Regions from separate parts of the Homo sapiens genome. Here all the other regions are linked to region 2. A link is a contact called in ENCODE Hi-C or POLR2A ChIA-PET data. All regions are on one chromosome and are shown on one strand. Each heading gives the region's core, a stretch centred on a gene start or an enhancer-like site at or near the end of the contact. The rest is flanking DNA. Distances are from core to core; before and after follow the strand shown.

Region 1 (4,816 bases), core at 2,317-4,816, 2.2 Mb after region 2:
GACCTTGTGATCTGCCTGTCTCGGCCTCCCAAAGTGCTGGGATTACAGGCGTGAGCCACCGTGCCTGGCCGATTTATTTATTTATTTATTTATTTATTTTGAGATGGAGTTTCGCTCTTGTTGCCCAGGTTGGAGTGCAATAGTGCAATGTCAGCTCACCGTAACTTCTGCCTCCTGGGTTTACAAGATTCTCCTGCCTCAGCCTACTGAGTAGCTGGGATTACAGGCATGTGCCACCACACCTGGCTAATTTTGTATTTTTAGTGGAGATGAGGTTTCTCCATGTTGGTCAGGCTGGTCTGGAACTCCCGACTTCAGGTGATCTGCCCGCCTCGGCCTCCCAAAGTGCTGGGATTACAGGCATGAGCCACCGCGCCCGGCCTATTTATTTTTTTGAGACAGTCTCACTCTGTTGCCTAGGCTGGAGTGCAGTGGCACAATCTTGGCTCACTGCAATCTCCACCTCTCAGGCTCAAGCGATGTTCCCACCTCAGCCCCCCAGGTAGCTGGGACTACTGGTGCATGCCACTACACCTGGCTAATGTTTGTATGTTTTTGTAGAGACGGGGTTTCGTGGTGTTGCCTAAGCTGGTCTCAAACTCCTGGGCTCAAGCATTCCTCCTGCCTTGGCTTCCCACAGTGCTGGGATTACAGGCGTGAGCCACTGCGTCCATCCAGATTCATGATATTTAGATGTTGAAATGTGGCTTTACAGACTCAGACAGCTCTCTGAGGCAAACAAAGAGGGAGATGCAGGTACCCTCAGCACAAGCCCCAAATTACCTGCAGGGGAGAGGCGGAAAATCAGACAATGTAGAAACCGGGAGAAGAAAGGTATGGACAGACCGATGCAGATAGGAGGGGAAGGAAATACCTGGAAATGAGATAGAGACCGGCTGGACAGACCCCGGGGACCCTGCAGGTCACCACACCCTTCTCTTTCAGCTCACCTGTTCTCCAGGACCAGCCCTGCTGGGGCCCAGGCCCAGGCTCTGAGAGGCCGTGTCCTAACCTGCCCTGGCCCCGGAGAAGCTACGTTGCCACCTGTCCCCCTTCCCTGGCCTGGTGGGGCCTGGCTTTGGGGCAAGACTGAGCCACGGGGGAAGGGGGAATCCCGTACCTGCTGCTGCTTCCTCTGTCTTGGCTAACGTCTGTCCCCCTGAACCCCTAACCATACCCCAAGAGCTCCCAAAGCCTGAGACCAGGGTCATTTGTCCCCAACTCCCCATCTGGCCCTGCTGTTGCTAGTACCTGTTATTTATTACCTGGAGGCCTGTCCAGCACCCACCCTACCCCCATAAAGCATTGTTTACACCTGTGTCTTGGCCTCCATTATTGTGAGATGGCAGGGAGATGGAAGAGGTCCCTGATGGAAGAATCATGTGTCATGGTGTTTGGGGGCCTTGTTTCTGTTTTTTTGTTGTTGTTGTTGAGATGGAGTTTCCTTCTTGTTGCCCAGGCTGGAGTGCAGTGGCGTGATCTTGGCTCACCACAACCTCCACCTCCCGGGTTCAAGCTATTCTCCTGCCTCAGCCTCCCGAGTAGCTGGGATTACAGGCATGTGCCACCACACTTGGCTAATTTTGTATTTTTAGTAGAGATGGAGTTTCTCCATGTTGGTCAAGGTTGGTCTCGAACTCCCAACCTCAGGTGATTCGCCCGCGCTGGCCTCCCAAAGTGCTGGAATTACAGGTGTGAGCCACTGGGCCTGGCCTTGGGGGCCTTGTTTCCTGATTGGACGTGGTGTGGGGTATACCAAGCATGATGACTCAGGTGCCTGTTGCGGAGGGAGGGAATTTGTTACTGTGTGGACAGTTTGTGACAATCTGTGTTCTAAGCTCACGTGTGTAAACACGCTGATGTCCCTGTGTTTGTGACATGTGTACATGTTTCCAGTACCTGCATATGGGATGATGTCTATAGGATATAATGTGTGCTGGTTGTGTGTGATGCTGACAGCCGTAACTGCTCTGTGGCCTTGGTCATTGTATTGGTGAGGCTGGTATTGTTTGGGACATCAAGGCCAGGGGATGGGAATTTGGACCTATAGGTGGGCCTCCGGTGTGTGCATGTCTGATGCCTGAGAGTCAGAGGCAGTGACTCACTACTGCGTGTGTGCCTGTGCATGTGTACCCCGAGGTCTGTGTGTGTTTTGGTGTGAATTTGGCTCCTTTTAAACACCCATGTGTGGCCAGGCGTGGTGGCTCATGCCTGTAATCCCAGCACTTCGGGAGGCCAAGGCAGATGGATCACTTGAGCCCAGGAGTTGGAGACTATAGCCTGGGCAACACAGAGAGACCCTATCTACAAAAATAAAAAACAGAAAAAGTTAGCCAGGTGTCGTGGTACACACCTGAAGTCCCAGCTATTCCGGAGGCTGAGGTGTGAGGATCACTTTAGTTGGGAGGTTGGGCCTGCAGTGAACTATGATCATGCCACAGCACTTCAGCCTGGGCAAAAGGGTAAGACCCCATCTCAAAAACAAAACTAAACTAGAAACACCCTTGTGTGGCCATGAACCCTGTGTGTGCCCTGAGGACTGCGGGCTTTTGTGCAATCCTCACGCATGTGTGGATACCAGTATGCATGCCCTTGTGCTCACGCGAACCGCCCTACGCCCTCAGGTGGCCTGCAGGGGACTGGTGCAGCCCCGAGGACACTCCCAGTTGCTCGTCGCCCTCCCATCTCCACGTCGGCCTTCACCGACCCGGCGGGAGCCTTGAGTCCCAGCTCTCCAGAGCAATGGTGGAGCGGGCAGGGCATTCAAAATGACCTTATCTCCTTAGTCTCCTAAAGTGTTCCCAGCTGGCCATGCAAATGTCTTCTCTGTGTAGCGTTCCGTGGATTTTTTTTTGTTTCATTTTTTAATTTTGTGTAAAGATAAGGTCTCACTCCGTTGCCCAGACTTTCCCTGGTTCTTTATTCTGATTCCCACAATCGTCCCGAGGGGGCAGGCCGGAGCGGGTCTTGAAAATACACATTTGCACATCCCTTCTAGTCCGCGTTCCCTTTTCTCAAGGGCAACCCGCACTTTTTTGCCTCCGTTATAAAAGATACTTATGTAAATTACTGACGTGCGAATTTACATACATTTCTCAACTAACTGCGTAGCCATTTCTCCGTCTCTCACCTCCGTTCCTGGACGGCGAGAAGGAGGAGGAGCTGACCATGTAAATGAAGTCACGCGCACCGCGCTGCCGAACTCGGTGCCCCGCGCTGGGCGGGGGGCGGGTAGGCCTGTCCATGTAAATCACATCATTTGCGTGCCCCGCCCCGCCGACGCCACTTGATTCCAACATGCAAGAAACGCCCCCTCCCAGACCCGGCCCCTCACACTGCGTTCCCCCTCCCGCGCAAAGGGGGCGGGGCGGAGGATGCAAATGAACCTCGTGTAGGCCACGGACCGCTGTTTCCTTTCTCCTTGGTAGGGGGGTTGTCCCGAACTTCCTCGCCCCGCTCCGCCCCGCCCCGCGCGGCTCGGGCCTGCGCAGGCGCCGTCCCCTCCGCGGGGCGCGGTCACGTGCCCACCGGGCGAGGCGGGGCGGGGCGTCGCGCGCGGTGGGGGCGGGGTATGGCGCGCTGTGCGGCGCAGGGCGGCTGGCACAAACGGCGGCGCCGGGGCCGGAGGAAAAAGCTCGGTGAGGAGGTCGCGGGGCGAGAAGGGAGCGGGAGGAGACTAAGCCGGAGCCGGGGCGCCGGCGCGAACCGGGCGGGGTGTGGGGGCGCGCGCCGGGGCCTGCCGGGGCGACCCCGGGAAGGGGGATGTGGGTGCGGCGCGGGGGAGGGGACGCGCGCCGGTTACGTTGGGTGCCGGCCGTTGTGGGGGTTGGGGTGGGGGCGGGGAGCGCGCGCCGGGCGGAGGCCGAGTGGAGGGGGAGGGGAGGGGGTCCGAGCGGCCCTTAGGCCCTGCCCCTGTCGCCTACTGCGCTCAGAAGGGGCCTCAGGGCCTGCCCCGGGTTGGGGGCGTTGGGGTGCCCTGGATGGGGGCACCTTTATCTCTCGTCCTGTCTCCGGGTGCGTGCACCCTCCTCCGTCCTTTCCTCTGTCGCCGCGGACCCTCTCCCCGAGGGCCCCTCCCGTCGGTCAGTCTCGGGACCTCCCTTCCGTCTGGGCGTGTGTCCGCCCCCGGCCGGCTTCCTCCCGTCGGGCTCGGGTCGACCCCACCGTCCCGCTCCGCCCCGGGTCCTCCCTCCCAGCTTCCCTCCGGTCTATTTTTCTGTCTCTGGGCCCCTCGTTCTCTTTGTTTTTGGACTCCCCAGTTTCCTCTGTCTTTTGACCCCCCCGCCCCCACCCTGACTCTCCCTGGAACCCCCACGTTTCTCGTTGTCTTTCTGGAACGCCGAGGCAGGTCCCTCCTATTTTCCAAACCCCCTCCTTTCCCACTCCTCCACACCACCCTTTTCTACTCCAGCCCTCCTTCTTCTGTCTTTGGTTACCGCGTCCCACAACCTGCACCACAGTCCTCTGTCTTAGGGTCATCTACCCAGCCCCTGGCCTCCAGCCTCTCCCTATCACTGCCTCTTATCTGTCAGCGGACTCCCGCACCTCCAGATTCTCAGGGTCCTCTCCCCGACTTGGCCTCAGGTTTTGGGGGGCCTCTATAGTCAAGTCTGTCCTGGTCGTCTTCCCCACTCCTGCCCATACCATCCCGGCTTTCCCCTGCCTGCCTGTCTCTAGTTTCTCTCACATCCCTTTTTTTTTTTCCTTTCTCTAGCCACCCTGAAGGGTCCCTTCCCAAGCCCTTAGGGACCGCAGAGGACTTGGGGACCAGCAAGCAACCCCCAGGGCACGAGAAGAGCTCTTGCTGTCTGCCCTG
Region 2 (4,666 bases), core at 1,710-4,209:
TGTAATCCCAGCTACTCTGGAGGCTGAGACAGGAGAATCGCTTGAACTCGGGATGCGGAGGTTGCAGTGAGCCGAGATCATGCCACTACACTCTGGTCTGGGTGACAGGGCGAGACTCCACCTCCAATAAAAAAAAAAAAAGGAAAAAAACACTGGGCTGGGCTGGGCTGGGCTGGGCAAGGCAGGGCAGGGCAGACTCCTCTGCAGCCTTTCTTCCTTTCCTTGACTTTGACTGTTACCCTGAGCGTGGAGCCACAGGAAGGTTTGAACAGAGGAGGGAGGAATGTGATCTGACTCAGTCATTCATTCACAGGCTCCCTCCAGCTTCTCCTGGGAAAGAGAAGGGGGTGGGAGGGGGAGCTGGGAGACAGTGGGGAACTGCTGCAATGGCCCAAGGGAAGGCGAGGCGAGGGTAGACAGAACCTGGGTGGCGCAGTGGGGCAGGGGGAAGTGGGTGGGTTCTGTGTATTCTTTCAAGATGGAATGACAGAATTTCCTGAAGAACTGGATGGGGTTGTGAAGACAAAGAGGCATTAAGGATGACCGCAAGGTCTGTAGCCTCAGCAACTGCAAGGCTGGAGGTGCACGAATTGAAGAGGGATGACTGTGGGATGGGATGACCAAGCTTGGGGGGAAGATCAGGAACTCTATTTTGGATATTTATTATTATTATTATTTGAGATGGAGTTTCGCTCTTGTTGCCCAAGCTGGAGTACAATGGTGCAATCTTGGCTCACCACAACCTCCGTCTCCCAGGTTCAAGCTATTCTCCTACCTCAGCCTCCTGAGTAGCTGGGATTACAGGCATGTGCCACTATGCCTGGCTAATTTTGTATTTTTAGTAGAGACGGAGTCGTTGGCCCGGCTGGTCTTGAACTCCTGACCTGGGGTGATCCGCCCACTTCGGCCCCCCAAAGTGCTGGGATTACAGGCGTGAGCCACCACACCTGGCCGGATATTTATTTATTTATTTTTATTTTTATTTTAGACGGAGTCTTGCTCTGTCGCCCAGGCTGGAGTACAGTGGCGCGATCTCGGCTTACTGCAGCCTCTGCCTCCCGAGTTCCAGTGATTCCCCTACCTCAGCCCCCTGGGTAGCTGGGATTACAGGTGCATGCCACCAAGCCCGGCTAATTTTTGTATTTTTAGTAGAGACGGGGTTTCACCATGTTGGCCAGGCTGGCCTCTAACTCCTGACCTCGTGATCTGCCTGCCTCGGCCTCCCAAAGTGCTGGGATTACAGGCATGAGCCACTGCGCCCGGCCATTTATTTTTAATGTAAACATTTTTTTGTAGAGATGAGATCTTGTTATGTTACCCAGTCTGGCCTCAAACTCTTGGGCTCAAGCACTCTTCCAGCCTTGACTCCCCAGAGTGCTGGGATTGCAAGAGTAAGCCACCAGTGCCTGGCTGAATATTTAAATTTAAGATGCTTCCTGATGCAGTGGCTCGCACCTTTGTTTAAATGTCTGCCTTCTCCATGAAGCCTACCTGAGTAGTTTATTTGCATTCCAGCCCATGCTTGATTTTTCTCCAAATACTCAACACCTTGGAATATACAATACTACCTATTTTTTACTTTTATGTATATTTTTGAGACAGGATTTCGCTTCTGGAGTGCATTGGTGTGATCACAGCTCACTGCAGACTGGAACTCCTGGGCTCAAGTGATGTCCCTTCCTCAGCCTCCTGAGTAGCTGGGACTACAGGTGCACACAGCCATGCCCAGTGAATTTTTACATTTCTTGTAGAGACAGGTTCTTGTTATGTTGCCTAGGCTGGCCTTGAACTCTTGGGCTCAAGCCATCCTCCCGCCTCAGCTTCCCAAAGTGCTGGGATTACAGGTGTGAGCCCCTGTGCCTGTCTACATATTTTTTAAAATTTTGAGTGTTGAGGCCAGGCGCAGTGGCTCATGCCTGTAAGCCCAGCACTTTGGGAGGCCGAGGTGGGCGGATCACCTGAGGTCGGGAGTTTGAGACCAGCCTGACCAACATGGAGAAACCCCGTCTCTACTAAAAATACAAAATTAGCCAGGAGTGGTGGCACATGCCTGTGATCCCAGCTACTCGGGAGGCTGAGGCAGGAGAATAGCTTGAACCTGGGAGGCGGAGGTTGCAGTGAGCCCAGATCACGCCATTGCACTCCAGCCTGGGCAACAAGAGCGAAACTCCGTCTCAAAAAAAAAAATTTGTGTGTTGGTTGGGCGCGGTGGCTCACGCCTGTAATTCCAGCACTTTGGGAGGCTGAGGCGGGAGGATCGCTTGAGCTCAAGAGTTCAAGACCAGCCTGGCCAACATGGTGAAACCCCGTCTCTACTAAAAAAATACAAAAATTAGCCGGGTGTGGTGGAGCATGCCTGTGTTCCCAGCTACTCGGGAGGCTGAGGCAGGAGAATTGCTTGAATCCGGGAGGCGGAGGTTGCAGTGAGCCGAGATCGCGCCACTGCACTCCAGCCTGGGAGACAGAGCGAGACTCCGTCTCAAAAAATAATAAAAATAAAAGTAGATTTGTGTGTATGTGGCTTCCTTTACTAGAAGGTAGTTTCATGAAAGTTGGGATTTTTTTCTGTTTTTAGTGCCTGCGTAAAACATAGTCTGGCACAGAATAGGTGTTCAATAAATATTTGTTGAATTTGTGTCGCTGAATGGGAACCCGGTGCAGTGCATTCCAAGCCTGAGCTGGTTCAGGTCCGATGGCGGGGCCTGCCCTTATGAATCATTCATGATCTGGCCCCGCCCATACGCGAACGACGCGCGCGTTCACGCCGGAGAGGGGGCGCGGCTCGCCCCCGGGCTGAGTCGGGCGGCCAGGAAGCGGGACTCTGCGCAGGCGCCAAGCTCCGGAGCGCGGCCTTGGTGCCTTTTCTGGTTTGGCAGGCGCGCGCGCGCGGGAGGGCGGCAACCTCGGCGCTGTGCGCAGGCGCGGCGGGCAGTGCGCAGGCGCGGGCGGAGGGCGGGCTGAAGCAGCTGAAGCGGCGGTAGCGGCGGCGGCTCGGGCAGAGGGGCGGGAGCTGAGGCGGGAGCGGACAGGCTGGTGGGCGAGCGAGAGGCGGCGGAATGGTGGACTACCACGCGGCGAACCAGTCGTACCAGTACGGCCCCAGCAGCGCGGGCAATGGCGCTGGCGGCGGGGGCAGCATGGGCGACTACATGGCCCAGGAGGACGACTGGGACCGGGACCTGCTGCTGGACCCGGCCTGGGAGAAGCAGCAGCGCAAGGTGCGCGGCCCGCGGGCCGGACGGGCTGGAGGGGCTTTTCTGAGGGGGCCCGGGGAGGGGTGGGAGGTCCTGAAAGGTAACTGGAGCGTCTGTGATGGGAACGGGGGGGTCCCGAGAAGGAATTGGCGGGTCCGGGAAGGGAATTGGAGTCCTGAGGAGGAATCGCCGAGCTAGAGGAAGGAATTGGGAATCTGAAAAGAGAATTGGCGGCTGGGTGGGGAATATGGGAGTCAAATAAAAGGAATCGGGAAGGCTGATGAAGGATTTGGAGGGTCTGGGCGTGCCATTAGGGGAAACCGAGGAGATGACTGGGCAGGCTGAAATGGAACTGGGATCCGAGGCGGGCTTGAAGGGTCGGAGCATGGGTTGGGGGTGCTGGGAGGAGAATCAGGGGAGGCTGAGAAGGGAATTTCTGGGTCTGGGAAGTGTGAGGAGGAGCTTGAGTGTGGAGGGGTTGGTTATTTGGAGAGCAGAAAGATCTGAAGGAGATTGGAATTGGGGGAGCCTCAGGTTGGGGGAGTTATAAAGGGGATGAAGAATCAAGTGTGAGGATGGAGTGGAGATTGTGGGGTCTGAAGACGGGTGGGAAGACTAGGGAGGCTGGGAAGATGAAAACAGGGGCTAAGGGTAGAATTGAGCATGAAAAGACATGGGCTTAGGGTGTGAGGAGGGTAGAGGTGCCAGGACTGGGGGTCTGAGGAGGGTGGGGTGCGGAAGGAAGAAGTTAAGGGGCCCGTGAATCAGACGTTTTTGAAGGGGGTGAGATTTATTTGTGGTGCCCTGTTCCAAAGGGGAGAAGATTAAGAGATAGGAGGAATAATAAGAGGAATTGATGAGGGATGGAGAAGCCGAAGTAGAGGGGATACGGAGAGTGGGGATAATTTGGGGAGGGATTTCTAAAGAATTGATGGGAAGCTGAAAAGCTAAAGCGTTGGAGAGAATGAGGAAGTGTAGAGGGAGAAGGTGAGATCGGTGGGAGGGAGGGTGAGCTGGAATGGTGGATAATGGGAGAGAGGTTCGTTTAGGAAAATGAAAGTCTCATTAGAAAGGGAATGCGTAATGGATAGACTGAGAAAGGAATTTGAGGAGGGGGTGCTGGCTCCTGGAGGTGCAGTCCCGGGACTGGAGAGCGTGTGTGTGTCGTGCAGGCAGAATGAGTTTGGGGAGGAAGCGTTGAGAGTGTCCAGGAAGAATTGTGTCTTTTTTGGAGAGACCGGAGGTAGGTGAAGGGATCCTGAAGCAGAGACTGTGTTCAGGTGGCACTGTTTTTTTGGGGGGCGGGGGGGGCAACTTGGTAGGGCCCCACAGCAGTGAAAAGGTGATCAGAAGTGGAGTGGGATCCCCGAGCGAGGTGTCAGTGTCTGTGGGGGGGGGATAAATCCAGTGTGGTTGAGGGGGGAGCTCTGAGTGTGTGCAGGAAGAGCTAAAGAAAGGAGCGTGGTGAGTGG
Region 3 (4,317 bases), core at 228-2,727, 2.1 Mb after region 2:
ATGCGCTGCTGTGAGAATTAACAGAGACTTACTTGGGTGTTCAGAAAGGGCCTCTGAACAGGTGGCATTTAAGCTGAGATTCATATGACAAGGATGGAGCAGTTATGTGGAGATCAGGGAGAAGGGAGAATGCAAAGGCCTTCAGCAGGCACAAGCTTGCCATCTTCCCAGACCCTAGCTTTTAACTCCTCTTCCCCAGGTTCAGGGAGATTACTATGGAGATCTGGCTGCTCGCCTGGGCTATTTCCCCAGTAGCATTGTCCGAGAGGACCAGACCCTGAAACCTGGCAAAGTCGATGTGAAGACAGACGTGAGTGTCATGGGGGCTGGCAAGAAATGTGGGGGGAGGACCCTTAGGTTGTGGGGATGGGCAAAAATGCTCCCACACTTGGCTCCCTGGCAGCCTAGGTATGTGCGCTGGGAGAAATTCTTTCCCTGCCTCAATTTTCTCACCAGTAAAATGGGTCCAGTTGGGAGGTGCAAAGATTAGAGGGCTCTAGGCTAATTTGCATAGCACTTGTGTGGCCAGACCTGGGCCCTGCAGCTGCAGCCTTTGCTAAAACCACTAGATCCTTTGTGGTGTGACCGCTGGTTTTCTTTCCACTGTTTCCCCTTTCTCTTTTTCAGAAATGGGATTTCTACTGCCAGTGAGCTCAGCCTACCGCTGGCCCTGCCGTTTCCCCTCCTTGGCTTTATGCAAATACAATCAGCCCAGTGCAAACGGCTCGTCTCCGTGGTCTTTGGGGTGGGGTAGGGTAGGGTGGGGACTGTACAAATGAAATGTTTCTCTAGGTTGCTGAATCTAACCAATTAACCCGCTGCCTGTGGTAACGTCAGTGGTTGCTAGGCAGAGTTTCACTGATGAAAGCCCTGTGCAGTAGGAGCGCTCCTAAGCTTAGGTTTCGGACACAAGCAAAGGAAAACCTAAGCAGCCCAACTAGGGGATTGTAGTGTCCTCTCTAGACCAGTGGGAGGGAGCCAATCGGACTACGCGGAGGATATAAATCGCACAGTAAAGGTTTTCTTGGAAGATTATCTGGAAAGGGAGGTGGGAAGTAACCTGCGCCTATCTGCCCAGTTTTCCTCCTTTTCGCCTTTGAGAACAGTAATCGCTCCCGCCAGCTCAAGATCAGCTCCTCTTCCAGCCTCTTTCTGTCAATCCTGCCCGTGCCCCCTTCTTTGCATTTGTATCCCCTCCCCCAAGTCCGCTCCGATCCAATCCGGAGACTCGACTCTGCCCCCCGTACTCCAGACTAAATCCGTTCCTCGGCTCAGCTAAGCAGCTCTGCACGTCCCTTCCCACTTGCTCAGCCAATCGCTGGGCTCGGCCCCGCCCCTTTGGGCTTGGTCCTTCTCACGCCACCAATCCGCGCCTCTTGTCCCGCCCCCTGCCCGCGAGTCCGCCAATCCCGCCCTTCGGAAAGCGTCGCCTGGTATCCAGCTGCCGGAGCGGGTCGCGCCGGAGGGGGGCGGAGGCGGAAGTGGCGGTGCCGGGCCCGGGGAGTAGGAAGGAGCCGGGGCTGTAGCCGGAGTGGAGCGGCTGCCAGCCGAGGAGCAGGCGCGGCCGCGGCGCCATATTGCGGCCCTCAGCGGCCGCGACCGAGTCATGGCTGAGACCTACGGTGAGGGTGGTGGACGAAGCTGGGGTCCTGGGTCTGGGCCCAGGGAGGATGCGGCCTGTGGGAATGGGCGGGGCTTTGTAGATCAGGGGGCGGGGTCTGGTGTGATGGAGGCAGGACCTAAGTGGATGCTGGGAGGGGTTTAGTGGGTCTGAGGCTGAGCTTAATCGATTTAGGTGGAGCCTGAGGGTCTGGTGCGTGGGTTAAATAGATCTGGGGCGGGATTTGAGGGAGCTGGTCCTGAGGGGTTCAGGGAGGCCCTGAGGGAAGAGGTGGGCCTTAATGGATCTGGGCGGAGCCTGAGTGAAGGGGCGGGGCTGACTGCATGAATGGCAGGAGTCGGGCTTATGGGCTAGAGGGAACACTGAATGGAAGCTCGGGACCCTGGGGCTGATCTGGCTGGAGAGAGCTCTGGAATGGGTTTGGGGATGGGCTGTCCTTGAGTTAGGGGCAGGACTTAGTGGCAAAGGGTGGGACTTATGCATGAGAATGGAGCCGGGTTCTGGGCAGAGGGAGGGAAGGAGAGGTCGGGAAGTGGAAAATCAGTAGGGATGCACCATAGGAGGTGGTGATTGGAGGCAGGGGAAGTGCAGGTTTAGGAGTCAGAGGGAGCCGCATTCACTCAACAAATATAGAAGAGAAGGGAGAAGAGTGCAAAGACCCTGAGGTGAGAACCAGCTTGTCATTTTCAGGGAATAGACTGAAGGTCAGGAGCTATAGTGGAGTGAATGAGTCAGAGGGTGGTAGGAGGTGAAGAGGAACAAGGGCTATATCGTAGTCCTTGTTTAAATAGCTTTCAAGAGACTTTAGCGACAAAATAGCTAAGATCTGGGACTCTGGAGCCCTTGGCCTAGGTTTGAATCTCACTTCTGCCCAGCTGTGTCACTTTGGGCAAGTCAGTTAACCTTTCTGGCCTGTTACCTCATCCGGAAAATGGGAATAATTTTTAGTCTACCTCCCTCATAGAGTTTTCCTGAGGATGATGTGAGCTGTTGATGTGAGTAAAGACCTTTAGAACTGTTCCTGGCCCACAACAACACACAATTGACCCATGTAACAAACCTGCACATGTGGGCTGGGCGCGGTGGCTCATGCCTGTAATCCCAGCACTTTGGGAGGCTGAGGCAGGCGGATCACCTGAGGTCGGGAGTTTGAGACCAGCCTGACCAACATGGAGAAACCCCGTCTCTACTAAAAATACAGAATTAGCTGAGTGTGGTGGCGCATGCCTGTAATCCCAGCTACTCGGGAGGCTGAGGCAGGAGAATTGCTTGAACCTGGGAGGTGGAGGTTGCGGTGAGCCGAGATCGCGCCATTGCACTCCAGCCTGGGCAACGAAAAGTGAAACTCTGTCTCAAAAAAACAAAAACAACGACAAAAAAACCCCTGCACATGTACTCCCTGAATCTAAAATAAAAGTTGAAAAAAAATATATAGAATGTGCCTGGCACATGGCAAGTACTACATAAGAGTTATCTGTTACTGTTACCTATTGGTTTGTTTCTGCCTATGTCTGTTTCTCTCCCTCTAACTGTGATGGTTAGAGAGAGAGATTGGATTGGAATCCATCTTTTTTCCCTGTATCTTTCTCTCCCTGTGGGTATCCCTGATTTTGGCTCCATCTGGTCAGACTTCCTCTTCAAATTCCTGGTGATTGGCAGTGCAGGAACTGGCAAATCATGTCTCCTTCATCAGTTCATTGAGAATAAGTGTGAGTTTCCCGCAGTGGTCCTGGGAACCCTGAGCTGTGTTTATGCGCATGGTGTGGGCTGGTGGGCAGCCGGTGGGGAGGGCAGGGCTGGCCATAGGTACAAGTCCAGTGCTGGCTTTTTGGTCCTTGCTTTGTCGTATGTCCTTTACTAGGTTCTCCTTGACCTCAAGTCACTCCAGCAAGGAGAATGGGTTTGTAGAGACTGAGAGGGCCTTGGAGGATGGGGGATCCTCTGAGCTGTCTCCTCTCTCCCTGTACTGCCCCTTCTGTTCCTCCTACTCCCAGTCAAACAGGACTCCAACCACACAATCGGCGTGGAGTTTGGATCCCGGGTGGTCAACGTGGGTGGGAAGACTGTGAAGCTACAGATTTGGGACACGGCTGGCCAGGAGCGGTTTCGGTAGGTGGGCTGGGCTCCCAAGGGTGATGGGGAGAGAGAGTGAGAAGGAAAGAGAGAGATGTGTGTGTAGAGTCACTTGGAGACACTGAGAGGGCAGACAAGGCAGACAGAGAGAGATGAGACACCGTAGTTAGCAGGTATATATATCCAAGGAGAGAGGGAGTACTGGAGAGATAAAGAGATGGTGGAAGAAAAAGAGGTAGGGGCCAGGCGCAATGGCTCATGCCGGTAATCCCCGTGCTTTGGGAGGCCATGGTGGGAAGATTGCCTGAGCCCAGGAGTTTGAGACCAGCCTGGGCAACATAGTGAGACCCCATCTCAAAGAAAGAAAAAGAGATAGAGAAAAGTGGCTTGGGGGTGGGGAAAGGGATGGAGACTGAGAGACACCGAAACAGAAAGAGAAGGGGAAACTTGAGAGACTCACACTCAGAAAGGAAAAGAGCAAGAGAGACAGAGACTAAGAGAGTTGAAGAGAATGATAAGGGAGGTAAGGAGGCCTGGCACGGTGGCTTACACCTATAATCCCAGCACTGTGGGAGGCTGAGGCAGGTGGATCACTTGAAGTCAGGAGTTCAAGACCAGCCTGC

What was found. A loop is a pair of places that touch in the nucleus more often than their neighbours do. ChIA-PET counts read pairs that join two places held with the same protein, here RNA polymerase II (POLR2A). Pooled maps may share reads with other maps.
Region 1: a loop to region 2 is called in a pooled map, with 5 times the contacts of the local background. The contact joins the promoter of EGLN2 here to the promoter of ACTN4 in region 2. A Hi-C loop is called at or near these places in 1 of 50 pooled maps. POLR2A ChIA-PET finds 5 or more read pairs at or near these places in 2 of 52 experiments (Caco-2 and T-cell).
Region 3: a pooled map shows a loop between it and region 2 (18-fold over the local background). The contact joins the promoter of RAB4B here to the promoter of ACTN4 in region 2. A Hi-C loop is called at or near these places in 3 of 50 pooled maps. POLR2A ChIA-PET finds 5 or more read pairs at or near these places in 2 of 52 experiments (B cell and H1).

What each region holds. Positions count from the first base shown.
Region 1 is chr19:40,795,625-40,800,440 of GRCh38, forward strand. EGLN2 (egl-9 family hypoxia inducible factor 2) reads left to right here and starts at 3,567. Exons shown (of 6, transcript NM_080732.4): 1 at 3,567-3,638; 2 at 4,715-4,816. RAB4B-EGLN2 (RAB4B-EGLN2 readthrough (NMD candidate)) reads left to right here. Exons shown (of 12, transcript NR_037791.1): 8 at 4,715-4,816. It overlaps RAB4B (RAB4B, member RAS oncogene family), which reads left to right. Exons shown (of 8, transcript NM_016154.5): 8 at 946-1,318. It overlaps MIA-RAB4B (MIA-RAB4B readthrough (NMD candidate)), which reads left to right. Exons shown (of 10, transcript NR_037775.1): 10 at 946-1,320. RefSeq lists silencers at 3,345-3,704, 3,855-3,904.
Region 2 is chr19:38,644,690-38,649,355 of GRCh38, forward strand. ACTN4 (actinin alpha 4) reads left to right here and starts at 2,960. Exons shown (of 21, transcript NM_004924.6): 1 at 2,960-3,218. The coding sequence starts at 3,057. RefSeq lists silencers at 2,800-2,989, 3,220-3,299, 4,483-4,666, 4,640-4,666 and an enhancer at 4,640-4,666.
Region 3 is chr19:40,776,770-40,781,086 of GRCh38, forward strand. It overlaps RAB4B (RAB4B, member RAS oncogene family), which reads left to right and starts at 1,478. Exons shown (of 8, transcript NM_016154.5): 1 at 1,478-1,622; 2 at 3,250-3,330; 3 at 3,616-3,730. The coding sequence starts at 1,607. It overlaps MIA (MIA SH3 domain containing), which reads left to right. Exons shown (of 4, transcript NM_006533.4): 3 at 200-310; 4 at 628-721. The coding sequence ends at 651. It overlaps MIA-RAB4B (MIA-RAB4B readthrough (NMD candidate)), which reads left to right. Exons shown (of 10, transcript NR_037775.1): 3 at 200-310; 4 at 3,250-3,330; 5 at 3,616-3,730. It overlaps RAB4B-EGLN2 (RAB4B-EGLN2 readthrough (NMD candidate)), which reads left to right and starts at 1,450. Exons shown (of 12, transcript NR_037791.1): 1 at 1,450-1,622; 2 at 3,250-3,330; 3 at 3,616-3,730. RefSeq lists silencers at 612-741, 1,292-1,531 and enhancers at 1,592-1,661, 2,549-3,080.